Linked DNA regions of Mus musculus: region 2 is linked to region 1. The links are chromatin loops, found by intact Hi-C in ENCODE. Cell type or tissue: gastrocnemius. All regions are shown on one strand. Each heading gives the region's core, and the rest is flanking DNA. Links, peaks and the distances in the headings are about the cores only. Region 1 holds the start of Recql5 (RecQ protein-like 5). Region 2 holds the start of H3f3b (H3.3 histone B).

Region 1 (14,268 bases), core at 1-8,000:
AGTTTCTCCATCTCGTTTCTGCTGCACATCCCTGTACTATGCCAAAATGGAATAGAATATCAAGTCCCCATATCAACTCCTCAACTACCCACCCAGGAGAGGGAGTATATGCATGCATAGATATAGCCGAATACTTTTGGGGACCATAACAGAAGGAAGGAACCTCTAAACCAGAAGTGGCAGCATGCCTTTAATCCGGCATAGGGGTGAGGAGATGGAGGGGGGGGGTAGCCAGAGAACCTCTGTGAATTCAAGGCTAACTTACATATGGAACTCAAAGGTCAGCCAGAGCTGCACAGTAATACCTGTCTCAAAAAAAAGAAAAATAGGGCTGGAGAGATGGCTCAATGATTAAGAGCAGTAACAGCTCTTCCAGAGGTCCTGAGCTCATGAGCAGCTATATGGTGGCTCAATGGGATTCGATGCCCTCTTCTGGTGTGTCCAAAGGCAGCTACAGTGTACTTATATAAATAAAATAAACAATTCCTTAAAAAGGAAAAGAAAAACAACAAAACCTCAGTAATTCACCCTGACTCAATACAGTGATGTGCACTAGTGGAGAAATCTACATGTGGGGAGTAGAGAAACTCAATATAGTTACCTAGGCAAATCAGACAAGAGGCAAAGACAAAACAGAGAACTGAAATTTCAAAACAGAGAACTGAAATTTCTTTCTCTCTCTCTCTCTCGTGTGTGTGTGTGTGTGTGTGTGAGGGAGGGAGAGAGAGAGAGAGAGAGAGAGAGAGAGAGTGTGTTCTCCTTGTATTTATGTCTGTGTACCTCACTGAGGCCTGGTGGCTGAGGCACTGAGTCTTCACGTGGGTGCTAAGAATTGAACCTGCTTGATCCTTTGCAAGAACAAGTGCTCTTAGACAGAGCCGACCCTCTAGCCCCAGACAGTAACATTTCCAGCTGTAAAATCCCCTCTTCAAGCTGGGCCTGGGATTTTATAGCTGGAAATTTTACACACTCAGAATCCCAGCATTCCTGAGGTAAGACAGCAAGAATGGAAATTCAAAGGCAGCCTAGGCTTTTTTTTTTTTTTAAGATTTATTTATTTTTATTATATATAAAGCTTAGGCCTTTTTAAAAAAAGAAAAAAAAAGCCAATAAGATGGAGCTACAGGTAATGGCATATGAATGAAGTGTTTATGAAATAAATTAAAAGTAAAATTGGCAGAGGACAAAGTGAACTAACAGAAGGGAAGGGCAAAATATGGGGAGGGGGCAGGGAAAGGGCTGGGCCCCAGGTGCAGTGCATGCTTTCCTGAAAACTGGGGAAGAAAATGGCCAAAGCAAAAAAGCAAAACGCCCCTGCCCCTCATCATCTTTTTGGGGTTTCATGTTCACGCCCCGAAAGACTCACCTGAATCAAGGCAATGAGAGGAGAGACTACAATGGTGATCCCACTGGCCAACAGGGCAGGGAGTTGATAGCACAGAGACTTCCCTGCCCCTGTGGGCATGCACACAAACACATCCTCGGCACCTGCAAAGACAGCAGAGAACTTCAGCAGACCCTGGCTGCCTCTCCCACTAACACCTCTGAAGAAGCGATTTGTTTTATTATTATTTATTTATTTTGGTTTTTTGAGACAGGTTTCTCTGTGTAGCCCTGGCTGTCCTGGAACTCAATTTGTAGACCAGGGTGGCTTCAAACTCTGAGATCTGCCTGCCTCTACCTCCTGAGTGCTGGGATCAAAGGCGTGCGCCATCATGCCTGGCTTTTTTTTTCCCTCTAAACGGATTTTCACTACTTAACAGTGGCTGGCTTGGAATTTGCTGTTGACTGAGCTGGCTTTGAACTTGCTTGATCCTCCTGACTCTGCCTTCCAAATGCTGGGATTACAGGCCTGTCTAGCCAAGCCTGGCCCTGGATGTTGTAAATCAAATGAGAATGTAGGAAAAGCACCTAGCAGAGCATACATTCACAGGAGTGTCTTGGTATAACGTTTGTTTCCATGTATTCCCTTCCCCACTCTTCCTATGCAAAGGGCCTTGGGAGACCTAGACATTCAGAGAAACTGCTTCTAACAGTGATACTGTGATGGCTAAAGAAACTCCATTTTGTGCTAGGTACCCATCTGTCTCTGACTCACGTTTCTAGAAGATAAGTTTCCATCAACCTTGACTCCCTGACTCTGCTCAGAAACGTGCAGCTGTGACCATCTGCCTGTTATGCTGTGACTAGCTGCAGTTTGTGGCTTCTGTAACTTGCTTATGCAGATATTCAAGGACTATTTAGAGGTCACCTTGACTATCTAATCTTGGCAGCTTTTGGGGATTTTGCCTTTAAAAGCCTTTCTTCACCCACCTCTGTGAAGCATGTCTCTGATTTGGGTTAGAGACTGTGGCCCTGCCAACAGCTTTACTAAATTTGGCTAATTACAATCTAAATTGAGTCTGGGAGTCTTTCACCGTTGGTCCTTACCAATACTTAAATAAAGGTAGTAAAAGCAAAACAAACAAAAAGTTCTAAACAGAGCATTCATTGGGTGTTGTGGCACACGCCTTTAATGCCATCACTCAGGAGGCAGAGGCAGAAGAATCTCTGAGTTCCAGGCCAGCCTGGTTTATAAAGTGAATTCCGGCACAGCCAAGGCTACAGAGAGAAACTGCATTTCAAAAAAACCAAAAAGTAAGAAAGTATTGGGGGGGGGGGTATAGGTAGAGGAAGACAGATCTCTGGAAATTTGAGGCCAGCCTGGTCTACATAGCTAGTTCTGAGCTATCTAAGAAGCCAAAGCTGCATGGTGAGAACCTGTTTTTAAAAAAACAAATCAAAACAAGGCTTGAGTAGTCTTGAGCCACTAGGATATGACTATTTGGATTAGACACATCCAGGGAAGCAGAGTACTGGTTACACCGGGGTAGATATGCAAGGCTAATCATTCAGTCCTCTGTTAATAAGTCTGTTGGTGGCACTGCTGCTCCCATCTGGACAAGCTATCTCCAGCTTACAGTGTTATTAGTCTCTCCTTTTCTACCTGGAACTCAAGCTACTCGCTCTTCAAGGAAATGATTACCTAGGTCACTGACAAGATTAAGCACTACTGCCACTTTTGCTACTACTTGCACAGGGACAAGAATGGGAATCTAGGAACAGAAGTCAAAGACAGACTGTCAGTCTGGCTATGAAAAAACCAGAAGTGTGAGTGGTTCTGTCCAAAATTTGTAGGTTATGATAGCCCACACCTGTAATACCAGTACTTAATAATCCAGAGGCAGAAGGACCGGCTCAAATTTGAGGCCAACTTGATGTATATAGAGAATTCCAGGCCGGCCAGGGCTACATAGACCATCAATAAACAAATAGATTCCCAGCAAATACCCACTAGCTTTGGTCACGAAAGAATTCCAAACCAGTGGTTTTCAAAGATTTCCAAAGGGTGAGGAGGTAGGAAGTTAAGAGGGTGTTGTGCCACAGAGCTACTACGGTACCGCCAGCAGTCTGCAAAACAGGTAGCTTGGTATGTTACCTTTCACTACAGCCATGGTCGCACTCTCTTGTAAAGGTGTTTTAAAAGAATCAAACCCAAAGACTTTCTTCAGGGTGCTCCGGACTCGCCGCTCCCGGTCGAAGGGAGTGGAGAAAGGACGGGCGCTCATCTTTGCAAAAAGCAGCAGCCAAAAGGTTAACGCAAAGGTGGGCAAAGGCAATCCCGAAAAAACCCTCTGCTCCACGTTAAAATATAGCCTATGTTTCTCCTGCCGAGTAAGCTGCTATGTTACACTTAAATATCTCATTCCCCAGCAGTAAAAGTGAAGGCTGAATTGCTTCACGCAATACATTCCTGAGGGATTAACATTACTTCTCCCTTTAATAAAAATAAAAACAATGAACTTTCCAGGTCAGGTGGACAGAGCTACAAATCGGACCACAACAAAGCCCACAAACGTCTTCAAAGTCGACCAGAGAACTTGGAATCCTTTTTCTAGGGTCCTTGTTCTAGAAGCGAAGCCATAGATACCATTCATCAAGGACGCCGACCCCCCGTTCCTCCTCTGAGCCCCCAAGTCAACAGCTCTCGCCCTTTGCCAGACAAATGCTCTCCAAGATGTCAGACCCCAGGCTCTTTTCGGTTGGCTCTGCAGCTTTCCAAAGAACACTACTCCCTAACTCGAACTCAGAAGCCAAACCGCCCGAGAAGTCAGCGAAGTAGAAGCCGCAAGACCTTACTTCCGTCCCGTGCTGATGACGTTTCCAAGAGCTGAGCATGGGGGCGGAGCCATGCCCAGACACAGCCCTTTTGATTGGTTGTCATTCGGGCGCGGAGTCTCCTGGGATCCGGAAGAAGTTGGTTTTCTCGCCCCTAAATTGGCTTATGAGTCATAGGCCTGAGCCACACCGCGCTGTGGGAGTAAGATGGCGGGGAAGAAAAATGTTTTGTCGTCTCTTGCAATTTATGCGGAATATTCAGACCCTGAATCTGATGGCGAAACTGGAGTCGACGCTGTAGGCGGAGCGACTGGTGAGACTTGAGCTGGAAAGGGGAGGGTCTGTTATGGTTACCAAATGCTACCTCTCTAGCGGGGCATGGGGAGAAGATGCTCTTTGTGCTCCAGGTATCGGGTCTTGGAACCCCAAAGCGCAGTGGATGTCCTAGGTCAGACAGAGCATTAGAACCTCTACTACAGTACGAGTGATCTCTCTTTCTGCGATCCTCTACGCAAGGCGTCATGCTGGCCAGAGGGTGGACCAAGGGGGGTACGCATCTGTCGAGACATCACTGTCTCGTTGTTTGATGGGGAAGAGAGGAGTGAAATGTACCTGGAGGATAGTAAAACTTGTGTTTCGTTAAGTTGGTAACTTTTAAGGAATCGTTTCTAAGTCTGCCCTAGAGTTTTTAAAAATGCATCTCTCCTAAGTGCATAATTCTGGGCTTTTTCATAGAATATGCTAGACAAGCCTTTTAAGGCGGTAGGGTGATTCTGTTGTTTGGTGAGTTTTAAAAGCCTATCGGTTGCCCTCAGACTGCGAAGCATAGAGGGAACAGATTTCTTGAAGGAAGCAAATTACCTGATATACCAGAGCTTTGGGTCTTCTTATCTGCAAAGTAGGGGCAAAACAATGAGGAAGACAGTCTTGTGCATAGAAGGCGTTTTTGAGGTTGCACATGAAACAAGATAGAGATGTGTGTGGTATGTCAAAACAGGAGTTTAAACGACCTGTTGGGCTGGTTCAAAGAGGAGAAGACTTTAACTGCCCTAATAGGCCAACAGCATGTAATAGTTCCCCAACCTTTGGAACTGCTGGGAACCAAACCCAGGGCCTTACACTCTTAGGAAAGCATCCCACTACTTTGTTACTTCCCCAGCCTGTCCTGAAAATATTAGAACATGAATTTAATGCTTGATTTTCTTTTCATATACATCTGTACATATGGAGTGGGCCTTGCATGTGAGTTCTGCCCATGGTGGACAGAGAGAGGCATCAGCTCTTCTGAAACTGGCATTTGTGAGCTGCCTGATGTGGGTACTGGAAACTGAACTGTCAAACTTACAGAGATCTGCCTGGCCCTGTCTCCAGAGAGCTTGAATTAAAAGCATGGGACACCAAACCCTGTACATTATGCACTCGTATAAGAGTCATCTTCCAATACCCCTGTTTTTGTTTGTTTTGAGACAGGATCTCCCTCTAGTCCTGACTGTCCTGGAACTCAGGCTGATCTAGAACTCAGAGATCCTCCTGCCTCTGCCTCCCAAGTGCTCGGTTCAAAGGTGTGCACCGCCATTCCTGGCACAACCCCTGGTCTTTTCTTTTTCTTTCTTTCCTTTTTTTTTCTTCCTCCCCCCCAACCTCCAGGCTGAGGACAGAACCCAGAGCTCTACCACTGAGCTAAATTCCCAACCCCAACCCCTGGTATTAAATTGTTCTTCCTAAGTACAAATTCAATCTGGGCCTATAGCCACTTACTTGAGACTTAGGTTCCCTTTTTATCTTCAGAAATAATCTTGGCCATTCAATTTTCAGAAACATTTTTACATTTCTCCCCTCTCCCCCTCTCTCTCCTTCTCCCTCTCTCTCCCCCTCTCCCCTCTCTCTCCTCTTTCAGAGGAGAAAGGTGGTTTGGTATCTGACGCCTATGGAGAAGATGACTTCTCTCGCCCAGGGGGTGATGAGGATGGTTATGAAGAAGAGGAGGACGAGAACAGTAAGCAGTCGGTGGGTAAATCTTCCAGACCCAGAGCTCTTGAAACACTCTTCCATTCCATGGTCAACTCTGTCCCTTTTCCCTTTTGGTTTGGAATCAGTTGGTACCCGTTGAGGATGTAGCTCATGGGAGAGGGCTTTGCCTAAGCATGTCAAGGACTTGATCCCCAGCACCACAGAAAGAAGAAAAAAGTTGAATTGGTTGGGTGGTATTAGCTCTTTTTGAAAGTTAAGTCGTTTTTTTTTTTTTTTTTTTCACCTGGACCACATTGTATTAGCTTTTGAATTGAGCTTTTGGAAGGAGGTCTTTTGTTTTGCATTTTTGAGATGGGGTCTTATGAAGCCCAAACTGATGGCAAACCTTTTACCCCTGAGCTCCAGATCCTCTAGGTCAGCTTATTGAGAGCTGGGGTTATAACCATGTTGCACTAGGCCTAGCTTGGTTACTTTTCATAACCTTAGTGTCAGTGGGTATTTTATGTTGCTTTGTGAGTTTAGCTAATCTTCCCACTTTATAAATGTGTTTGCCCTAACTAGTGTGTCACTTACATATCTGTAATCAACTTTGTATTAATCTCGGTTGGGGTTTATTCAAGTGCTTCACTTTGTAACAAGGTAAGGAAGGGAAGTTTGCTGCTGTCATCCACACTTTGATTCTTTGGTTATGTTCCACTTGGTGTTTTTGTCAGCGTCCCCTGGTTCTTCCAGAACTTCCTTGGAGTTAAGTAGGTGCGGGTAACAGACAGGAGGACTGTGTCCTTGTTAAGAGGAGGAGCAGTTCATGGCGGACAGCGACCTGAGCAGTATTACTTGGGACTTTAAAGTCTGGAAGGGAAAGAGGCAAGGAAATCCAGGCTGTTGTTTAGCACAAAAAGGCATCTAAAACTGAATTTGGATCTTGAATCTGGCATAGTAAAAGCAGCATTCACTGAAACACTCACAGCGAGCTTTATTTTGTTCTTCAGGTTGTTGTTTGGGGTTTTTGGTTATGTGTTGATATGTAAAGGCTAGCACGAGAATGTTCTTTAAACTAGGTTTAATGGTCCAGGTCCTGCAGATGTATAGCATTCAGGTGCTAAAGCAAGAAGATTGAAGATTCAAGAGTATATTCCTGTCTCAAATGAGTAAAAATAAGGACTGGGGATGTAGCTCAGTGGTACATCGATAGCACTTGCCTAGCATTCGCAGGACCCTGGGTTTGATTCCCCAGTACCACATAAAAACAACAGCAAATAAAACATTTCACAGAATGTATTTTGTATTCTCTTTTGAGAATTCTTCATGCCTTTATCCCACCCATCAGTGATAATGCAGAGTTGAGTAAAATTGCTAAAAAAACTTGTGGAAACTGGAGTGTGTGTGTGTGTGTGTGTGTGTGTGTGTGTGTGTGTGTGTGTAGTAGGGGTAAAGCCAGAGAGTTGTTCCCCAGCATCAACTACAGCTATTAGCCATAGTGGTTCACAGCCTGTAACCCAGCATGAAATGAGGGTTACAAGTTCAAGGTCATCCTTAGCTAGAAGGAAGGAAGCTTTGTTAAGTTTTTTGACTTTCCGTGCGTGCATGTGTGTGGTGTGTGTGTGTGTGTGTGTGTGTGTGTGTGTGTGTGTGTATGTATGTTTGCATGTGTGTTCTTAAAATACTAACCCACATCTACTTTCTGTCATATTCAAGCTATATGATATTTTAGTTTTGTTTTTAAACCTCTCCTGAAACCCCAGTGCCGATACTGGGGACTATTTGAGCATTCTGCCAAGCTCCATCTTTGACTGTGTAGTTGGTTCCATTTTGAGAGAGCTCTGTCGGTGGCATTGCGTTGCAAGCTTTTGCTTCCCTGGCACCGCCCAGGGCACTTGTCTAAGAACCATCGAGGCATAGTTTGTTTGTGTTAACATCTGGAGTGCCATGTTGTGTTTGGGATAAAGTCTAGTAAGTGGTTCCCATCTGCTTCTTAGCTTTTGACCTTATGGAGTTGTGGGCTTACATTGGAGAGTTCAGTACTCCCATGGTTTTGACTCAGTCAGATCTCCTTTGAGTAAAGAAGGCTGAGAAGAGTGGATCAGTGGCAGTAATGTGAGCATCCCAAAAGGCTGTCCCTCGCCCTTTAGTTCCCCCCTCTTCTGGTCGCTTGATCTGGTGATTTGATGCCCACCTTTCTGTCATTGCTTCTGACTTTAGGTGCCACCTAACTGTTGAGCAGTGTGGTGGTTGTGGGTATAAACGTAGAAGTGGTAAGAGAATTCATAACCTTGGCTTTAATAACTGCAGAACATGTTGCATCTTCCCTCTCTTTATACAATTTCCTTCAGGAATTTTCACTGATGTAGATGATGGCACCCTGATTTTGAGCTGCTGATCCCCCACCCCCTCCAGAATGTCTCCTTTTCCTTTCTCTTTCTCTAGTTCTGGGTTGTGTGGTAGGGAAGGGTTCTTGGTGGGGTGACTCCAGCTAGGAAAACAGTCTGTTTACTCCAACCGCTGGTTATGTGTGTAAGACAACCCAGGCCCACTCCTTTTAAGTTTAATCCTCTAAATTCTTTGTCTTGTAGGAAGATGACGATTCAGAGACTGAAAAACCTGAGGCTGATGACCCAAAGGTATTTGGTGTTGGCTGTGGCGGGTGGCTGGATTCAATCAAGGCTTTTAACATTCTGACTCAGGTCAAATGTGGGGTCAGGATCTGTCCCACTAGCACACAGAATGGACAGTGGGATCAGGCCAGTTTAATGAAGACCCTTAAGGCCACTAGGAATTCCTGAGGCTTGAGATAAAAACCACAAGAGGCCAGTCTGGGTCCTATAATCCATACACGCTTAAGTCTGGCCCCGTTTTCCCAGGTATGTGCTAGTCACACACGCACATGGTCTTTTTTGAAGCAGCCTTCCTTCTCATAGGTCTGTCCAGAAGCAGCTGAGAGTAATTAGCAGTGGCTCTTGTCGCAGTCCTAATGCTCCTGTGGTAATGGAGGCCCAGTGCTTGGAAAGGTACCTTTCTCAGAATCGTGCTTTATACTGCAAACATCTCCCTTGGAGGAGTACATACAACATCTCACCGTTGCAAGCTGCTCTGAAATAAGCCAAAATCTTCAAGGTTGCATAAGTGAAACTTAGGAGACTTAAGCCTGGTAGTAATATAAAACAGTAGTCTCATGATCTATGGGTGATTGGGTTTCCAGGACACCCCACCTTCATGCCCTGTACATATGCAAATCCAGAGCTTCTCACAGTCTTTATTTAAAATGGTATATTTACATATGACTTATACATATATAACACAGGTTAATATAATTCCCCCTGCTAGTTCCAGATTATCTCAAATTATTGTTACACTGTATTGTTCAGAAAACGATTTAAAAAAAAATTTCACGTTCAACACAGATGCAATTTAAAAGAAGAAATTAAACCCATAGCTGTTTGAATTCATAGATGTGAACTATGAAAGGGGGCAGTGTATCTGCTGAATATATAGCATGAGCTATATATCAGATCAGATGAGCTATCCATCCTCAGATATGGCCGTGCAGCCATTGGTATAAACTCAGAAAGGCTGCAGAAGACTCGGAATGTGTTTTACCGAGGATGCCAGGAGTAGACAGTGTGGAGCCCAGAAACCAGGTGCAAACGACTTTCTGTGCAGAGTAAAAAACCCAGGCTAAGAACTGGCCTGGCAGGAGAGCATGGGGCAGGCTTATGGCTTAAAACTAAAGGCCACCTAGAGAAGTTGGCATGCACTTGGCTGTCACCCCTTCTTCAGTGCTGTGATCCCAGCAGCAAAAGCTTTTTTTTTTAACGTCATTTTTTATTAAATATTTTCTTTATTTACATTTCAAATGTTATCCCCTTTCCCCTCTGAAAACCCCCATCCCTTCTCCCCTCCCCCTGCTCACCAACCCACCCACTCCCACTTCCTGGCCCTGGCAGCCCCCATACTGGGGCATAGAACCTTCACAGGACCAAGGCCCTCTCCTTCCGTTGATGACCGACTAGGCCATCCTCTGCTACGTATGCAGCTGGAGCCAACAGCAAATTTTTGAGGAAAGGTACATCCTTGTGAGATAGGCAGCCCTGTGGAACACAAAAGACTTACTGCTCTCTGGAAGAGCAGATAATAAAGAACAGGGGACACACACACACACACACACACGGGTGTCCACTGATGCCAGAAGAGGTGTCACTTTTCTGGAACTAGAGTTTAGAGTTGATTGTGAGCTGTCAGGTGTGCACTAGGAGTTGGAGTCTTCTGCAAGAACAGCAAGTGCTTTTAACCTCTGAGCCATCTCCCCAGCTCTGTTGGATTTATATGAGAGGATTTTGTTGTTCTAAACTTTTGATTTGAATAATTCTAAGAGGACGGACATACTGCTAGAGCAGGTCTTGTAGTTTATCTTCTGTTAAGCTAATGAGTTGCGCCATGGCCGTCTACCCACTAGATGGCGCTCTCTACTTTTAAGGATCTAATTTTAACTGGTTATGTAGAGGTTCTCAAAACATTTGGTTTCATGAGACAACTTAGAAATGCAGATCCCAAGGAGCTTCTGTTCATTGTATATATTGGTATTAGAAGTTAAACTGAGATGCAGACTCTTTGACTTCAGCATAGGGCAGGATGTAGACTGAGAGCCTTAGAGCTCCAGGTTCAATGAAAGACCTTATCTCAGACAATCAGGTGGAAAGCAATGTAGGAGGGTCCCAGACTCCTATCTCTGACTTCCATGTACACACGTGCAGGCAACACACACATGCATGCAACTACGTGAACACTCAGAAACTCAATTGGTAGTTTGCTAAAACAGTTGCTCTGTTCTACTGTGTGTGTGTGTGTGTGTGTGTGTGTGTGTGTGTGTGTGTGTCCTGCAAGACAGCCTGTATCTGTAGCCCTGGCTGTTCTGGAACTCATCTGTACAGCAGGTCTGTCTGCCTCTGCTGGGATTGAAGGTGTGCACCACTACTCCCAGCTGTTTTGTTTTTGAGAGAGTCTCACAGGCTGAAGCCCAGGCTGGCCTGCAATGCCCGGTATTCCAGGCTCCTCTCAGATTCTCTGTGATCCTCCTGCCTTAGCCTCCCAAGCACAAGCCACAATGCCCAACCTCTGGTGTGTCTCTCAACACTTCAGTAGGCCTTTTACCATGGATGACTTCACAACACCAGACCAGAGCCTCGGTTTCTCTTCTCTGGGAAATGAGCATCATCATGAAATCTGCCTCTTTCGTTTGATGAGGGTTAAAGTAGTGCTGGGTGCCTGCGATTGGTAGCATCAGGTGCCTCTACTCACTTCCCAGGCTGGTCAGCCGATGTCGTTGACTACAGAATGGCGAGGCCTGTGCTTGGAGCCACAGTGTGGTGAGAGGAGCAGGCATAAAGGTGAGGGCTCGGAGAGGGCGGGCAGGCAGGCATGCTGTGGTGCGTGAAAGCTGGGAGGGAAGGCAGTGACAGCCAGATGCAGACCTGAAACAGCACAGAGCTAAATGGGAGAGGTTTGCTGTCATACAATGGAGACTTTTCTGTCATCTCTAGCCAAAATGGTTTGAGTTATTCATAAGGTAGTAATCTCACTGTTTTGTAGAAGATTTTTAGATGCATGTAAAGCCAGCTTGGTCTACACAGTAAGTTCCAGGACAGCCAGGCCTACACAGTGAAACCCTGTCTCAAAAATTAAAAATAAAAATAAAAAGGATTTGTCATTAATGTTCTAGTTTATGGGTTGTGTTGAGGTTGGACAAATCCCCAGAGGGTTTGAGACTCCCCGGGAGGAGAGGTTACGGGAGAAGGGCAAACTTGAGAATTCTCTTGCTGCTGTTAGCAAGCTAACATAGTGCACACACCTTTAATCTCAGTGCTCCGGAGACAGAGGCAGTGGACCTTAATGAGCTTAAGCCAGCCTGCTCTATGGAACAAGTTTCAAGGTTACATTGTGAGAGCTTGTCTCCAAAAAACCAAAGTAAAAGAAACAAAAAAGGCTGAGGCCCACTCCTTTAATCCCAGCACTTGGGAGGCAGAGGCAGGCAGATTTCTGAGTTTGAGGCCAGCTTGGTCTACAGAGTGAGTTCCAGGACAGCCAGGGCTACACAGAGAAACCCTGTCTCGAAAAAACAAAAAACCAAAAAGGTGCCAAGACTAGAAATGGCATTTTTGATTGTCTTGCTACTTTCTTTATGTTTTAAACCTTTGTTATTATTGTGTGTGTGTGTGTAGCTGTGGAGGCAGGGCATGTGTGTGCATGTGCACATGCAGAGGCCACAGAACACTCTGGAACCACTTCTCTCCTCTGCATATGTTCTGGGGTTGAGTGCAGGTCGTGGGCTGGTACAGCAAGTGTCTCTGCCCACGACCGATCTCCTTGCTTCTGTTACTTTGCTCTATGAAACAGGGTCTCACTGTAGCACAGGCTGGCCTCAGTCTGCCCACCCTCCTGCCTCAGCCTTTGGAGCACTGGGACCTAATTTTGCCACTCTGACACCTGGAGTAGCTCCTGGGTGCAGTCTCCTGCACTGAAGTTGAATGAGACGCTAACTCCAGATCCACCTGTATGGAAGCGTTCAGTCTGAGATAGAAAGGCCCGAGTTACAAATCAGAGAAGGGGAGGCAACTTGGTATGCCAAGAGAATCTAAACACCTGCGTGCTTCTAACCCATGCTTGCTTTCTCTTGGCGTCTAGTCTCACCTCAGTAAGCAGTCTGGCCTTATGTGCTGTGATCACTCCACAGAAGGGGGAGCTGCTGTCCTAGAAACCATCAGACTAACTGTGGCAGTCCTCTGACAGCACTGTACCCAGTGGCTCCAGTGTGCCTCTGTCCATTTGCCCTTGGTGTGTGAGCTCCCCACATGCCGCTGTCCTCTGTCCACACTTTGCCTCCATAGCTCTGGAACGTTCTTCCTTGTTTATTTTTCTTCCACTCCTGCAGTTCCCGTGGATAGAGGTGTCTCCATTTGCTGTCCCTGGCAGACCTTCCATTGAAAACAGGCAGGGACGGATGACCTGGAACAAGAAGGGGCAAGCAGCCTGCTGCCAGCTGTCAGGGAGGGCCTGGGCTTGTAAGCTCCCTGGGGTCTTTGGTCCAGGCTCTGTGGTAGGGAAAGAATCCCGGCCTTTCTAGGTGCTGACATTGAGTAGGGGAAATAATTGCGGCATTTTTGAAAGAGGTGTGTATGATCCCAGTTAAATCAAAGAAAACATTCTTAAAATCCTTAGAGCCCAAGCTGGGTGTGGTGGCTAATTCAGAAGGATAGGGCAGGAGGGTCACAAATTTGAGGCCAAACTAGCCTAAACAGCAAAACCCTGCCTTAGAAAAGATTTGGCAGAGGCGGGTGGTGGTGGCGCACACCTTTAATCCCAGCACTTGGGAGGCAGAAGCGGGTAGATTTCTGAGTTCGAGGCCAGCCTGATCTACAAAGTGAGTTCCAGGACAGCTAGGGCTATACAGAGAAACCCTGTCCTAAAAAAAGAAAGAAAAGAAAAGATAAGATTTGGCAGGACATGATGGCACACACCTTTAATTCCAGCAGAGGCTAGTAGATCTGTGAGTTCCAGGCCAGTGGGGACTCCACAGTCAGACCCTGTCACAAGATTTAAAATGATGAGATTGAAGAGGGAGTTGGTAACTAAAGAATGGTTTCCTCCATCTGTAGGGCCCAGGCACCCCCACCACCTCACCCAGCTCAGCAGACTGTGATGGCCACTTTGCAGGGTCTTTTGAGGGGAGGGAGGGAGGGAGAGAGGGAGCTAGGAGCTCCCCAGGTGAAGTGAAGCACTCCGGGCTATCCAGCCTTCAGTGTAGCTGTGTGTGTGTGTGTGTGTGTGTGTGTGTGTGTGTGTGTGCGCGCGCGCGAGTGAGAGAGAGACACACACACACACACACAGACACACACACACACGTACACACGTACACACGTGAAGACACCCAGCTCATAGAGCTCAGTACTTTTGTTCACATAACTCCTAGACAAAGAAGTGCTTCAAGGTTCTCTGTCTTAAAGCTTAGCTGCAAACAATAAGCACTGCACTTCTCACAGTTCCCCTGCTGCTTGGGAAAACAGATGGTGTGTGAGGTATCTTGTTGAAGGTTTCCTGAGAGCTTTCAGCATCTTGCAGCCTGTTTGTTTACGTTAGGATGCTGGGTGC
Region 2 (15,254 bases), core at 3,620-11,619, 87 kb after region 1:
TCCGGCTCGGCTCCAAACTCCTCCATGAAGGCCCGGCGGGCCTCGGCCAGCAGCTCCTCGACCCGGGGCGGTCTCCAAGCAGCCATGACGCTCGTCTGCAGCTGGGCGCACCGCCCCGCGGGATGCTGGGGGCGGAGCCACGTGGCGCGGACTTACATTCCTGTCCTTCGCGGGACCCCGCCCCCGCTACGACGGCCCCGCCCATCCCACCTGCAGAGCGGGGTCCAAACTTAGCTCTCCAGCGCAAGCCAACGCGGCAGCTGACAGCTGGAGGAAGAGACTCGGTTGCAACTTGTATCTTCGGTGATGTCCTAGCAGGAGTTTGGGGCTCCCACTTGAGTAGCAGTTAACACAAATGGAGATCTGAACTTCCCATCCATCCCTGAACCTGGAGCCTCTTAATGCGCTCCCATCCCCATCATCATCATCCCTCACACAGCCAGGGCAACACCAACACGAGCTGGCAACAGGAACAGCTGAGTGTCCCAGAGGATCTAGCGAAGTTATGCTAAGTCGTCAGCCCCTGGTCGGTCATGTCTCTAACAGGATGATGTGGTACACAGTCTAGGGATAAACAAGGAGAGCCAAGGTTCGAAGCCTTTTACAGGCTCCTTCTCTGGCTCCTGGCGATGGAGGACTGAAGTTCATCTCATCCAGTGGCCGGCAGGAAGCAAGCTCAGGCACTCCTCGATGACGCAAAGGCTACTGCAAAGATGGCTAATGTTGTTGGCCCCTAGCAGTTGCTTCCTCCACAAGAGCCTTGGTCTCAGAGACATGACCATCTAAAGCCTTCATGCTGGCCCAAATCTTTGCCTGGATTCCTAGCTATTCCTGGTCACCTTGTGTGAAACCTTCTAACAGAAGGACTAAAATGTAAGACAGTAAGAGTGGAGAACGGTAGGGGGTGTAGCTCAGTGGTAGAGAGCACATGCATTCAAAAGAAACACACAAATAAATGTACTATCTTATTCAAAAATTAAATAATTTCCAAGCCAGGCATAGTAGTCCATCTCAGCACATGGGAGACTCAGGCCGGAGGAGCGGCAGTCTGAAACCAGTCTGGGCTAAGATTCTGTCTAGAAAACAAATAAACAGGTTTTGTTAACAAAAGACATGTAAATCAAGAAAGCAGTATGTGGGGCTGGAGAGATGGCTCAGTGGTTAAGAGCACTGACTGCTTTTCCAAAGGTCCTGAGTTCAAATCCCAGCAACCACATGGTGGCTCACAACCATCCGTAATTAGATCTGACTTCCTCTTCTGAAGTGTCTGAAGACAGCTACAGTGTACTTACATATAATAAATAAATCTTTAAAAAAAACAAAACAACAAAAAAAGAAGGTGTGATCTTCTAAAAAAAAAAAAAAAGAAAGAAAATAAGAAAAGAAAGCAGTATGTGAGCCAGGCACGGTGGCACACAGCTTTTTAATCCCAGCACTTGGGAGGAAGAGGCAGGAAGATGTCTGAGTTCAGAGGCCAGCCTGGTCTACAGAGTGAGTTCCAGGACAGCCGAGGGAGAAGAAGAAGAAGAAGGAGAAGAAGAAGGCGGCATTCAAAACAATCAACAAGAAGGAAGAGAGGAAGAAAAAAAGAAAGAAAGAAAGAAAGAAAGAAAGAAAGAAAGAAAGAAAGAAAGAAGCAAGCTCTAATAGCACAGGTCAGTACTCAGGAAGCAGAAGCAGGCAGATGCAGGCAGAAGTAGGGTTGTGGCAAATTCAAGACCAAGGTACCTTACATAGGGCTACACAGTGAGACCCTGTCTCAAGTGGGATAAGGAAGGATGGGGAGGGGGAACGGGACTGGGACAGAGACAGGACTGAAGGGACAGGATGGCTGGAGGACTTTGATAAATCCCCGTATTCCCAGCATCTAAGAGGCAAACACTAAGGAATCCTAGCCAGGTATGGCGGCATATACATTTAATCCCAGAACTCAAGAGTTGGAGACAGGCAGAAGATCTGGAGTTCAAGGTCACCCTCAGCTACATAGTGAATTCCAGGCTAGCTCCTACTAGGTAAGACCCTGGGTCAGGAAAACGGACAATCCAAACAATAACAAATCCTGTTGACTAATTTCTTTTGACAGCCTGTTTTTGAATACACTTCAATACAGCAATTTTTTTCTTTTTTGCATAACTCAAAACAAAAGGCAAGTCTTGTGACCTTTGGGGCTGTCTGAAACGAAAGTCAGAAGCCACGACCAGCTCCAAGGCACCGTGCTGTTGTGTCAGAGTTGGACGCAGCGGCCCCGTCTCTGCTCACATTCTCTACCCAGCTCAGTTCGAAATCTAACAGCCCACAATTCTGTTGAGTGGACCTTGGGTCACAGACTCAACCTGGCTGAACTTCAGCTGCTCCTTTCTGCAATAGGGCTGTGATTGTCTCTTTGCTGTGATTGGTTCCTTTATGTCTAAAGTGCCCAGCAGTGCACCTGATACTTGGGAGCGCGGATTAAGTGTTTGCTCTCGTTATCAGACTTCCATTAATTCAGCTGGCATTATTAGACTCTCCTTTGTGCAACTGGCCAGAAAGATAAAAGGCCTGGAGGCTCCCACCATCTGGTCGGGAGGCAGACAGTCTCAAACCTGACCTCCTCTGATCTAATTACACCCTATGCTTGCTGAGGAATGGGGATCTTAGTTTTTAGGCACAATGTGTTACCCAGGTTGGTCTAAAACTTTTTTTAAAAATTTATTTAACAGGGCTACAATAGTGAGACCCTGACTCAAGCACACATGCGCGCACTAGCACACACACACACACACATGTGCACGCACACACATCTGGTGTGATGGTAAACACCTAAATTCCAGCATTCAGAAGGCAGTGGCCAGTGGATCTTTGGGAGTTCAAGGCTAATTCAAGACAAGATCTCTCATCCTGGCAAACTTGGAATTCACTATGTAGAGCAGACTGGTCTTGAGTCACAGGGAACTCACAGACATCTACCTGCTTCTGTCTCCCTAGTGCTGGGATTAAACACCATGTCTGTCCTTATTTATTTTTTATTTTTTGTTTTAGTTGGCTGGGTTTGGTTTTAGGAGACAAGGTTCCTCTGTGTAGCTCTGGCTGTCCTGGAACCAGCTCCGTAGACCAGGTTGGCCTCAAACTCAAAGACCTGCCTGCCTCTTGTTTCCTAAATGCTGGGATTAAAGGTTTGTGCCACCTCTGCCTGGCTGGCTTTGAACTTCCCAATCTTCCTGACTGGGCTTCCAAAATGCTCAGATTACAGACATATGCTCCATGGAGAGTTGAGTGAAAAATTGCCTTCATATGCACACATAGCTGAGTACCTGCTCTCCGTTCAATAGCATTGTTTGGAGGAGGTTATGAAGTTAGGAGGTGGAGTTGGCCAGAAGAAATATGCCACTGAGAGTGGCCTTGAAAATATAGAGTTGCCAGGTGGTGGTGGCACACGCCTTTAATCCCAGCACTTGGGAGGCAGAGACAGGTGGATTTCTGAGTTCGAGGCCAGCCTGGTCTACAGAGTGAGTTCCAGGAAGACAGGGCTACACAGAGAAACCCTGTCTCAAAAAAAAAAAAAAAAAAAAAAAAAAAAAAAAAAAAAAAGTATATAGTCAAGCATGGCCTAGGGGTGCATGCCTTTAATCCCAGCCCTGGAGACAAGAAGCAGCCAGATCTCTGAGTTTACAGAAGGAGTTCAAGGTCAGCCAGGGCTACAGAGAAACCCTGTCGCAAAAACAAACAAACAAACAAACAAACAAATAAGTAAAAACTAAGACTGTGGCATGCCTTTAATCTGAGTAATACCAATCAATCCGAGTTTGAGACCAGCCTGGGCTACGAGGTGAGTTTCCAGGCTAAACAAGCTTATATAGAGGGGCCCTACTCCCTTTTAGATTCTGTCTTGTTAAGGAAATTTGTTCAGAAGGAAGTGTGCTTTGACCTTTGACTCTCCCTCCTGTTTCCTTGGCAGATGTCACAATACTGTAGGAAGGTAGCATCTTAATTTGGATACTACATCTCCAAGGTCTGCCTCCACTCTGCTGGCCAAGGAACTGACGTCAGCACAGCTAAGGGGTGAGAGCACACAGAACCATTCGTCACCAGAGCGTGCAGCGCAGAGCGGGACTACCTAGAGGCCGCTAAGGATTATTTGCCCCTTCTGAACGAAATGTGCATCTCTTGGGCCTCCCTTTTCTTTTCTTTTCTTTTTTTTTTAAGATTTATTTATTTATTATATGTAAGTACACTGTAGCTGTCCTCAGATACTCCAGAAGAGGGCATCAGATTTCATTACGGATGGTTGTGAGCCACCATGTGGTTGCTGGGATTTGAACTCAGGACCTTAGGAAGAGCAGTCAGTGCTCTTAACCACTGAGCCATCTTACCAGCACCTCCCTTTTCTTTTCTTTTTTCTTTTCTTTCTTTTCCTTTCTTCCTCTTTCTTTCCTTCCTTCCTCCTTTCTTTCTTTCTTTCTTTCTTTCTTTCTTTCTTTCTTTCTTTCTTTCTTTCTTTCTTTCTTTCTTTCTTTCTTTTTTTTGAGACAGGGTTTCTCTGTGTAGCCCTGGCTGTTGGCTGTCCTGGAACTCACTTTGTAGACCAAGCTGGCCTCGAACTCAGAAATCCACCTGCCTCTGCCTCTGCCTCCCAAGTTCTGGGATTAAAGGCGTGCGCTACCACCGCCAGGCAGACTACTCTTTCAGAAGTCCTGAGTTCAATTCCCAGCAAATACATGGTTGCTCACAGCCATCTGTAATGGGATCCAATGCTTTATTTATTTATTTATTTATTTAAAGATTTTTTTTTTTTTGGCCTAAGTGAGCAGGGCCAGAGAGAGAAGAAAAAGTGTCTGAAGACAGCTACAGTGCACTTATATATAAATAAATACTTAAAAAAAGAAAAGATTTTGGGCCAGGCAGTGGTGGCACACCTTCAATAACAGCACTTGGGAGACAGAGGCAGACAGATTTCTGAGTTCGAGGCCAGCCTGGTCTACAGAGTGAGTTCCAGGACAGCCAAGGCTACTCAGAAAAACCCTGTCTCGAAGAAAAAAAAATTTTTTTATATATGATGAGTACACTGTAGCTGTCTTCAGACACACCAGAAGAGAGCATCAGATCCCATTAGAGATGATTGTGAGCCACCATGTGGTTGCTGGGAATTGAACTCAGGACCTCTGGAAGAGCAGTCAGTGCTCTTAACCTCTGAGCCATCTCTCCAGCCCCTCTCCCCACCCCACCCCCTTTTTTTGTCTTTTTTTTGAGACATGGTTTCTCTGCCATCCTGGCCTCAGGAATACTGAAGGCTGCTGCAGTCTTTGCTCTGCCTACAAAATGGCCAAGATGCAAAGGCTAGTCTCCCCTCAGTGGAGAACAAGAGACCCCAGTGCCCATGGGGCAGACGCCCCACATCTGGAAGAAGTCAGTAAAGCCAGGAGGCGGGTTCTTTACGCCAGTGAGATCCGTCGCTGCCTCCTGTCCCACCATTGTACCCTTTCCAGATCATCCACGATCTAGCTCCTCCAGCAGCCAGGCCTCACCGAAGCGTTCTCCTCTTGCTTCTCCCATAGTACCTGCAGAGCCAGAGCCGCCTAGCTTTCTCTGTGGGGAAGAGAAATGATGGGTGGCGGAAATGCTACTTTGAGGTGTGTCTGGGCTAAGACTGGCCACTGCTCTAAGTGGCATGGTGCTAGAGTGAGAATGGGACAACCTGGGTCACATCACATGAAGTTCTGGCTTGACCGGAGGGACAGCGCCATCTTCTGACCCTTTATCAGACATTCCCACGACACTCACTGAGGCTGCAGCTTTCACATTCCCCAGACCTACTACTGAATGGAGAAAGAACCAATCCCCAGGTCCAGAATGCTCATAACAGCCTCAACTGCCTGGGCAGTGGTACACACACACACACACACACACACACAGAGCCAGACGGTGGTGATGCTCCACACCTTTAATCTCAGCACTTTGGAGGCAGCAGCAGGCAAAGCTTTGAGTTTAAGGCCAGCCTGTTCATAGAGTGAGTTTCAGGACAACCAGGGCTACACAGAGAAACCCTATCTTTTTTTAAAAACAAAACAAAAACACTCGAAAAAAACCAAAAATCAAAAAAACAAAAAAACAAAAAACTATACAGAGAAATCCTGTCTCGGAAAAAAAAAAAAACCTAAAAACAAACAAAACAAAACAAAAACAGCATCCTTTTTTTTTTTTTTTTTTTTTTTTTTTTTTTTGGTTTTCCTAGACAGGGTTTCTCTGTGTAGCCCTGGCTGTCCTGGAAGGAACTCACTTTGTAGAGCAGGATGGCCTCAAAAACTCAGAAGTCCACCTGCCTCTGCCTCCGAGTGCTGGGATTAAAGGCGTGCGCCACCACAGCCTGGCCACTTTTTAAAAAAGATATATTTATATTTATTTCATGTATGTAAGTGCATTGTCGCTGTCTCCAGACACACCAGAAGAGGGTATCAGATCTCATTACAGATGATTGTGAGCCACTGTGTGGTTGCTGGGAATTGAACTCAGGACCTCTGGAAGAGCAGTCAGTGGTCTTAATCACTGAGCCATCTCTCCAGCACTCCCTCCCCCTTTTAAAAAAGATTTATTTTATTTATATGAGTACACTGCAGCTGTCTTCAGACACACTAGAAGAGTGCATCAGATCCCATTACAGGTGGTTGAGAGCCACCATATGGTTGCTGGGAATTGAACTCTGGACCATCTCTTCAGCCCGAAACCGTCTTGAACTGGAAAAAAAACAAACAAAAATCCAGCCTCAGTTTTCTCCACACTGCTACAGATTTGGGTTGTCTTTTTCTCCTAACTTTGCCCATGGGACAGTAGCTGTAATTGTTTATGCCAAAATGTGGACCAGAAGTCAGCCCGTGCAGATGGAGTAGCCCATGGGGAGGACATCTCCCTAAGAAAGGGACCCAGTGAAAGTTTAACCACCACTGGAATGAAGGCAGGAGGGATGCAATAAAGACCCTAGCAAGGTGCAGAAAGAAGTGAGCTGTTTCATTTAGTGAGGTGACAATACTCTCACCCCAAGGGCTCATAAGGAGGGTTAAAGATAGAGTAACCAAAGTGGATACTCTAGGTTCTTATGCACAGCTGCAGAAAGGCTGGAATTAGCCCTGTTCAGTGGAAGGTTAAATCTGCAGTGAAGCAAACACTGAAGGGCCAGACCATGGGTTTTCTTTCTTGTCTAATCAGCAGCTATGTCCTGCTATGTTCCTCCTTCTTTTTTTTCCTATTTATTTATTTATTTATTTATTTATTTATTTATTTATTTATATGTAAGTACACTGTAGCTGTCTTCAGACACCCCAGAAGAGGGTGTCAGATCTCATCTCGGATGGTTGTGAACCACCATGTGGTTGCTGGGAATTGAACTCAGGACCTTTGGAAGAGCAGTCAGTGCTCTTAACCGCTAAGCCATCTCTCCAGCCCTATGTTCCTCCTTCTGCCCCTCTACCTGGTTCCAGATCTTCAGGCTCAAGTCTGGATGCCTGCCACCAGGCAAAAATGTGTTTTCAAGATCTCTAGGAAGTGAAAAGGCAGACAGCTGGCTAAGGGCATGGTTTGCTCTTCACTGGCCACTCCTGGACGTGTCCTGCCTCTGGTACCTCACTTCTTGGCCAGCCACTGGCCAACCAGTTTGAGTGCCTGAGGACAAGAGTGGAGTCAAGCAAACCTTGACTGGATGGCCTAGCTTGTGAACCTTTTGAAGGCAACATCTGCACTCCAAAGTGGTAGGCCAGAAACCAGGCTCACCCAGTCTTCCTCTCCATCTCTCATCAGTTACTGGTAGACACTGAGGCCATATTCCTAGTTAAGATTTAAAGGAAGGGCTGGAGAGCGGTTAAAAACACTGACTGCTCTTCCTGAGGTCCTGAGTTAAATTCCCAGCAACCACATGGTGGCTCACAACCATCTGTAATGGGCATCTGATGCCTTCTCCTGCTGTGTTTTATTTATGAAACAAAATATGCCTGCTAGTGGGACCAGAAAAAAAAAAGAGCACTGACTGCTCATCCTAAGGTCCTGAGTTCAATTTCTAGTAATCACATGGTAGCTCACAACCATCTAAATGGGCATCTGATGCCTTTTTTTTTTTTTCAAAGATTTATTTATAATGTGTGAGTACACTGTAGCTGTTTTCAGACACCCCAGAAGAGGGTGTCAGACCTTTTACAGATGGTTGTGAGCCACCGTGTGGTTGCTGAGATTTGAACTCAAGAGCTCTGGAAGAGCAGTCAGTGCTCTTACCTGCTGAGCCATCTGTCCAGCCTCTGATGCCCTCTTCTGGTGTGTTTGAAGACAGCAGCCAATATAAACCATTGAAGCCAGTTTTGTTTTTTTTTTTTTTTTTGGTTTGGACATTTGTCCTTACACCAAAAGCTCACTTCTACTGATTTGCCAGATATAGGCAGTTAACTTTTTATTTTATTTTATTTTATTTTGGTTTTTCAAGAGAGACAGGGTTTCCCTGTATAGCCCTGGCTGTCCTGGAACTCACTTTGTAGACCAGGCTGGCCTTGAACTCAGAAATCCACCTGCCTCTGCTTCCCAAGTGCTGGGATTAAAGGTGTGGGCACCACTGCAGGCTTCAGTCCACCTCTTTACTGAAAGTGCTGCGGGGGAGACCATACTACACACACAGGAACAAAGCTTCCCTCAGCATTTTGTGAGGTTAAAAAAAAAAAGAAAACAAAAAAAAAAAACTCATCAACTTTCCCTTTCATTAGATCCCAGTCCAAGGACAACTGTCTAGGACCAAAGACAACCATGCTTAGGCCCTGTCTAAGCCTAAGTTGCAGTTTAGTTACCTTCAGACTTTCCAATAACCAACATGCTCCAAGCCACAGACTTGGTTACTATAGGTAGCAACTCAACAAGCCAGTCGCTCAGGGCTGCCTCAGACTTTACTCAGCCCAACATAAAACAATGTGGTCAGAACTGTTTTCATTGTACTAGACTATGCTACTGCCCCTTCTAATTAATACCATGTCCATTGAGGTACATACTTATCCAAAGGGACCTAAAGTTCTAGGTGTGGCAGTACACACCTTGTAACTTCTCCTCAGGAGACTGAGAAGGGTAAGCCAGTCTGGGATACATGCAAACTCTTACACTTCTTTAGCTACTAAAGCTTCACTAGAATGCCTTGCTGAATAGACTCGGGTCCATTTTTATATTTATGCACACTAGCACTCCTTAGCAATGTGACTTATCAATGAGTCGCCAAATACACAGAGAAGTAGGAAGACTCGTAGTTAGAAGGGGCTCAACGATTATTCAACTATATGTAAAGAAAAAAATCCGTACTGGTTAGAGGCAGATGGATCTTGAGTTTGAAGCCAACCTGCTGCTCTACAGTGGGAGTTGTGGCCAAGGCTACAGAGAAACTGTTTCCCCAGGAAAAAAACTCCAAACTTACTAGTTTATTTGTAAGGCCTATTAGAAAGATCCAAAACAGCAAACTTAAAATTTCAAATATTCTAAAACCATGGGAACAAACATGTATTGTAGTTATTAAGCCCACCCATGAACCACAAGCAGATTTTGTCAGACTCATGAATTGTGTCAGCAAATACTTGCATTTTTAGAGTGTATTGGATGTTCAAATGCTTTCTGTACTTTAGCCTTTTCTACCAAGCAAATAGCTGAATCTAGGAATCTCGATTCCATATGTATTAAAAGCTTTGTATATTCAATTTAGGTTTGACACTTAGTTGAATAAACAAGTTTATTTGTAAATTTAGTCAACATACATAATTGACCTAAAAACTTCAATAGGATACTTTTAAAAACCACTTGAAGGCCATCTCTATAAAAGGGATTTTGCCAGTATAGTAACCAGGTGTAACCTAACCCATCTTCATTGGCAGAGGTCCAAGAAGTTGAAGCTGTGTTCTTACTCCCATGTTTATAAACTCTACAAGGAAAAACAAACCTTGTACAGTTTTCCCCCTTAAAGATTAAAAAGAAACGAAACCGAACTCAATCTAGGCCTAAGACCAAACACAATGAAAAGCTGCACTAACTAGATTAGTAATAGATGATGCTGGTGTGAATAGCTTGTTATTTTACTCTAGAGCCCTTATAAATAAAATCCCCGTTAGTGTTGTGTTACCAGCCAGAGGGTCAGGGGTTAGTGAACATGTGGTAGAATGAGGACTTATGCAAGGTTTAATACGCATAGCATTTTTCTACTGTTAAAAACAAATGCAGTCTAGTCAGGAAATACCAACTGGACTAAATTACACACACCTTAATGACAAGACTCCCCACCACTTGTGAATGTAAAACATTTAATTTAAAAATGTTGAACACTACAATATATAAAATAGCTATTATAAATGCACATAGTGTATTCTATAGCTGCCAGGTTTACTTTTTTTTTTTTAAAGGAAACTGTTACACTGTGGCTAAAACTTGTATCTTCAACCTTTGAAAAAGCCCACATTCTATCACAGTGATGTATGGTTAAACACTTGGATCAAGTCATAACCAGTTTTATTGCAAAAGGACCCTGTACACATTTATCAATTCTAGTACCTTAATAGCTACCCAACAAGTCATTAACATACAGAAACATGCATCATGAAAAGCAAGAAGTATCACCCATCCCTTCTGCGTATTAGCAACTTGTCACTCCTGAGCCACAGTGCTCACATCACTGAGGTCTGTGAACAGTCAGTCACTCTTCCCATTCATCCTGAGTGAAAGATGGAATGACTTAAGTACAAATGCAACATATTATAAACAATTTCTTACAAAAAAAGTCACAAATTAAACCAAAGTATTTTACAGAATTTACTACAAAATGCCATAAAAACCGCTTCAACTTAAGCTCTCTCCCCCCGTATCCGGCGAGCCAACTGGATGTCTTTGGGCATGATGGTGACTCTCTTGGCGTGGATGGCACACAGATTGGTATCTTCAAACAACCCCACCAGGTATGCTTCGCTAGCCTCCTGTTGAGGACAAGAGCAACAGCATTAACACTCCTACTGGAGCAATCAAGCCGCCGCCCCGAGTGCCACCAAGCCTTTTGTCCCTTTACCTGAAGGGCACCGATGGCTGCACTTTGAAACCTCAAGTCGGTTTTGAAATCCTGGGCGATCTCCCTCACCAATCTCTGGAATGGCAGCTTCCGGATGAGCAGCTCAGTCGATTTCTGGTAACGACGGATCTCTCTCAGAGCCACGGTCCCTGGCCTGCAGTCACCAGAAGAAGGAAGGCGTCAACGGTCAGGGAGAAGGGAGAGAGCGCCCGCCCGCAAGCCGGCGGCCAAGTCATTGTTCCCAGCCCTCTGCCTACCTGTAGCGGTGAGGCTTCTTCACCCCGCCGGTAGAGGGCGCGCTTTTCCGAGCCGCCTTGGTGGCCAGCTGTTTGCGGGGGGCTTTCCCACCGGTGGACTTCCTAGCGGTCTGCTTGGTTCGGGCCATTTTTTTTCACCTGCGAGACAAGCGACGTTCAAGGCCAGGTCACCGGGCTCCGGCTGCCAGGCGCCCCTCCTCGCCGCAGCAGATGGCGGCCGCCGCCTCCTCCCCCTCCCCTAATGACTCAGGCTGCGCCGGGCTGCGGCCTCCCCCGGGAGGGGGAGCGCGGGGAGGAGCAACTTCCCGCTCCACGGGCGGCCGGAAACACCGCGGCGGGACCTGTGAGTCACCACCGGGAAGCAGACAGGACGGAGGTGGCGGAACGCGACCGAACTCGACCTCCCGGGCTGCCTCACCGACCAGACCGTCGGCTGCCAGCGACCGCGGTCCTAAAAGCCAGGGAGGCTCCGGCCGCCGGCAGAGCCGCGAACTCACCCAAAGCCGAGTCTGGGGCCCTTGCTGAGACCGAGGCGACGCTGGAAGCGCTCGAACAAGAGCCGCAATCGGCGAGCAGAACGGGCAGATACTCCACCAACGAACGACCAAACCGCTCTGCGCTCCAAGCCCCCCGACGCCTCCATATTTATAGAGACGCTGCACGCTGCGTCAGTGCGTCACAGAACCCTGATTTGCATACACCAACGACTTTTTCGATTGGCGGGAGCTTTCGCCGACGCGCTGACATCTCCCGACACAAAGGCCGTACTTCGGGGCCGTTTCCTGATTGGCCGGTGTTCAGGCCACTGATTGGCTGTTACAATTGCTTCAGGATTGGCTGGATGCAAAGAGGAACAGACGAATCAGAGTTTAGCACTAGGGAGCTCTTCTGATTGGATAAAATGGAGCTATGTTTGGATCCTTCTCTTGGTTCCAAAGCTCTACAATAGAAAGTCAATGCAAATGAATTGCACTAGTCTCCTGGAATTTAAGAAAGTTGGGTCGGCAAGAGTCTACGACTTTTTTGCATCAAGAGACCATTTTAGAGAGATTTTGCGTAAATATAATAATAGTAATTATTACTATTATTTTAATGTAGGATGAAATTATTCCCTGAATAATTTACTTTCTGTAATTTTCATCGTTTAATATAGTATGAGAAATGTAATCCAGTCAGTCATCTTACAGCATATAGTGTTTTGTGCACTGTAAATGCATACACATTCTAAAGCATAAAGCAATTGTTTGATGGGGAAGGGTAATAGACACAAAGAATCAAAATTCAAAAAAATTATTTCCGAGTTGGGTGGTGCTGCAGGCCTTTAATCTCAGCTTTTAGGAAGCTCAAAGGCAAGCAGATTTCTGTGAACATGAGGCCAGCCTGATCCACAGGGGGTGGGGGGTTCCAGGCCAAGCAGACCTACCTACAGAGATCTTGTCTTTTATAAATCCTGGTTTGTTTGTTTTTTCTCCAGGACTACATAAACCAAGCTCCAGGTGCATGAAGGTAATATCAGAGATGGAATCAGGATCCAAAATTCAAGGTCATTCACAGCTACTTAAGTCAAGGCCAGTCTAGGATATATAAAACAGTTTCAAGAAAACAAAAAACAACAAAAGGGGACTGTTCCTTGCATCCTAGCGCTCTGGAGGCAGGCAAAGCCATGTGAGTTTAAAGGCAGGACCACACCAGCAAAAGCTACCCAGGGAGACCGTGTCTCAAAACAAAACAACAAATACCTATTTTTGCATGTTTAATTCAGGCCATCACAAAATATTTTATTTCAATGTACTTAGAGTTAATAAGAAGTTGTCAGGCATGCTGGCACACACATTTCTTTAATCCCAGCAACCTGGAGACAGAGGCAGGTGGCTTTGAGGCCAACCTGGTCTACATAGAAATTACAGAATAGCCAGAGCTACTTAGTGAGTCTCTGTCTTAAAAACCAACCAAAGGGGGCTGGTGAGATGGCTCAGTGGGTAAGAGCACCCGACGGCTCTTCCAAAGGTCTGGAGTTCAAATCCCAGCAACCACATGGTGGCTCAAAACCATCCTAACGAGATCTGACTCCCTCTTCTGGAGTGTCTGAAGACAGCTACAGTGTACTTACATATAATAAATAAATAAATCTTTAAAAAAAAAAAAAAAAAAAAAAAAACCAACCAAAGAAGTAGTAATTACCTGCTTGTATATTTCTTGAACTATTTAATTCGACTGCATGAAATAAATACACCGGAAGAGTAACAACCTCAAGAGGGTGTCATGTCCATAAGGAGAAGATAATATAAAAAATGGGTGTCCTTGTGTAATATTTGGTAATTATTACTTATGTCAAAAACCTGACAGATTTTAGAAAGATGTCTGAATGTTTTGCCTGGTTGGTGCCCGTGGGAGTTAGAATAGGGTACTGGATTTACGGTTGGTTGTGAGCCACCATGTGGATGCTGAAAATTGAATCCAGGTCCTCTGCTAAAGCAACAAGTGCTCTTAATTGCTGAGCTATGTCTCCAGCATTATAAAAATACCACTTTTGGGGACAGGGATTGCGGTTGCAAGTTTGAGTTTGAGGCCAGCTTAGTCTACAGAACAAGTTCCAGGACATCCAGGGTTACATAGAGAAACCCTGTAAAATCCCAGTCTTTATCTTGTTTAATGAATTATCAGTATAATGAAATATTCAAATATAAGACAACAAAGCAAGTCTAAGTGTTACCAGTCAAAGCCCAGAAAAGTGAGACCTACTGCCTGCAAGTCCCCATCTTCCTGCCTTGGTGCCTCCAGAGTGCTGGGATTTCAGATGTGTCAGTGAGGACATGTGCCTACTCCTTTCCCTTTGAGACAGGGGTCTCACTCTGTAGCCCAGGCTACCCTGAAAATCACTATGTATTCCAGTATATCTTGATCTTGTGACTATCCTCCTGCCTCATTCTTCCAAAGGATGAGATTGTGAGATCTCCCACACTTGGCTCTGGAGTCCTCTTAACAAGTACCATACAGCTTTAATTATTAGACCTAAGCTGTTACTGTTTTTGGAGATAGGTTTTCATGTAGCTGAGGCTGACACATCTATCTATCTATCTATCTATCCATCCATCCATCCATCCATCCATCCATCTCAGGGATCTGAGTGCTGTGGTTAAAGCCCTGTGCTAACACACCTTTCCTTCCTTCCTTCTTTCTTCCTTTCTTCTTTAAAAAAAAAAAAGATTTATTTATTTATTTATTTAGAGACAGGGTTTCTCTGTATAGCCCTGGCTGTCCTGGAATTCACTTTGTAGACCAGGCTGGTCTCAAAATCAGAAATCTGCCTGCCTTTGCCTCCCAAGTGCTGGGATTAAAGGCCCGGTTTTCTTCCTTCCTTCCTTTCTTTCTTTCTCTCTCTCTTTCTTTCTTTCTTTCTTTCTTTCTTTCTTTCTTTCTTTCTTTCTTTCTTTCTTTCTTCTCTCTTCTCTCTTCCTCCAACTCCCCCCTCTTCTTTTCTTCTTCACCACCATGGTGGCTGGACTCACAGTGCCCCATCTGCCTCTGGGGTTAAAGTAGCACACTGCTATGCCTGGCTTCCACACTCATGTTCTTGTGTTTTGAGAGATGGTCTTATTAAGTAGTCCAGGATGGACTTCAACTTGTGGAAATCCTCCTGTCTCTGCTTTAGTGCTAGGATCACATGCATGTGTGGAAAAAAATTACCGACTTATTTTTCCCTGGCTTTTATTGTCAAAGGAAATCTAAAGCCTGCCCCAGGAGAGAATAAGATGTAGATGTAATTAATTCATTCATCTAAGAGAGACTAAAGAAGCCAATCCCTCTCTTATTTAATAGTTATAGGGTTTTTTGTTTTTTGTTTTTTTTGTTTTTCCTTTGTCCTGAATTGATCGATGGGAGGGAAAGCTGCAAAGGAAATGGGGAGGAGCTGAAAGTACAGTCAGATCAACACAAGACAAATAAGCAGAGGGTCAGGAGCAGTG

The links. Peaks named below come from ENCODE experiments on the same cell type or tissue, not always from the same donor. Only the 100,000 strongest peaks of a DNase experiment are listed, where the experiment ranks them.
Region 2: a loop joins it to region 1, with 5 times the contacts of the local background. A loop is called at or near these places in 4 of 42 quality-filtered maps.

Annotation. Positions count from the first base shown.
Region 1 is chr11:115,929,311-115,943,578 of GRCm38, forward strand. Recql5 (RecQ protein-like 5) reads right to left here and starts at 4,182. Exons shown (of 19, transcript NM_130454.2): 1 at 3,479-4,182; 2 at 1,367-1,488. The coding sequence starts at 3,608. Sap30bp (SAP30 binding protein) reads left to right here and starts at 4,349. Exons shown (of 11, transcript NM_020483.3): 1 at 4,349-4,471; 2 at 6,056-6,165; 3 at 8,700-8,747. The coding sequence starts at 4,366. It overlaps Gm39474 (a long non-coding RNA gene), which reads right to left and starts at 13,496. Exons shown (of 2, transcript XR_880317.3): 1 at 12,811-13,496; 2 at 10,562-11,594. In gastrocnemius, for the core only: no CTCF peak of the experiment used is centred there; a DNase peak (open chromatin) is centred at 4,238; H3K4me3 peaks cover 2,454 bases; H3K27ac peaks cover 1,262 bases.
Region 2 is chr11:116,012,593-116,027,846 of GRCm38, forward strand. H3f3b (H3.3 histone B) reads right to left here and starts at 11,912. Exons shown (of 4, transcript NM_008211.3): 1 at 11,787-11,912; 2 at 11,290-11,427; 3 at 11,033-11,186; 4 at 9,369-10,943. The coding sequence starts at 11,417. The coding sequence ends at 10,815. Galk1 (galactokinase 1) reads right to left here and starts at 127. Exons shown (of 8, transcript NM_016905.2): 1 at 1-127. The coding sequence starts at 86. In gastrocnemius, for the core only: CTCF peaks have their summits at 5,730 (motif pointing left) and 8,240 (motif pointing left); DNase peaks (open chromatin) are centred at 5,702, 7,562, 11,008 and 11,562; H3K4me3 peaks cover 2,631 bases; H3K27ac peaks cover 968 bases.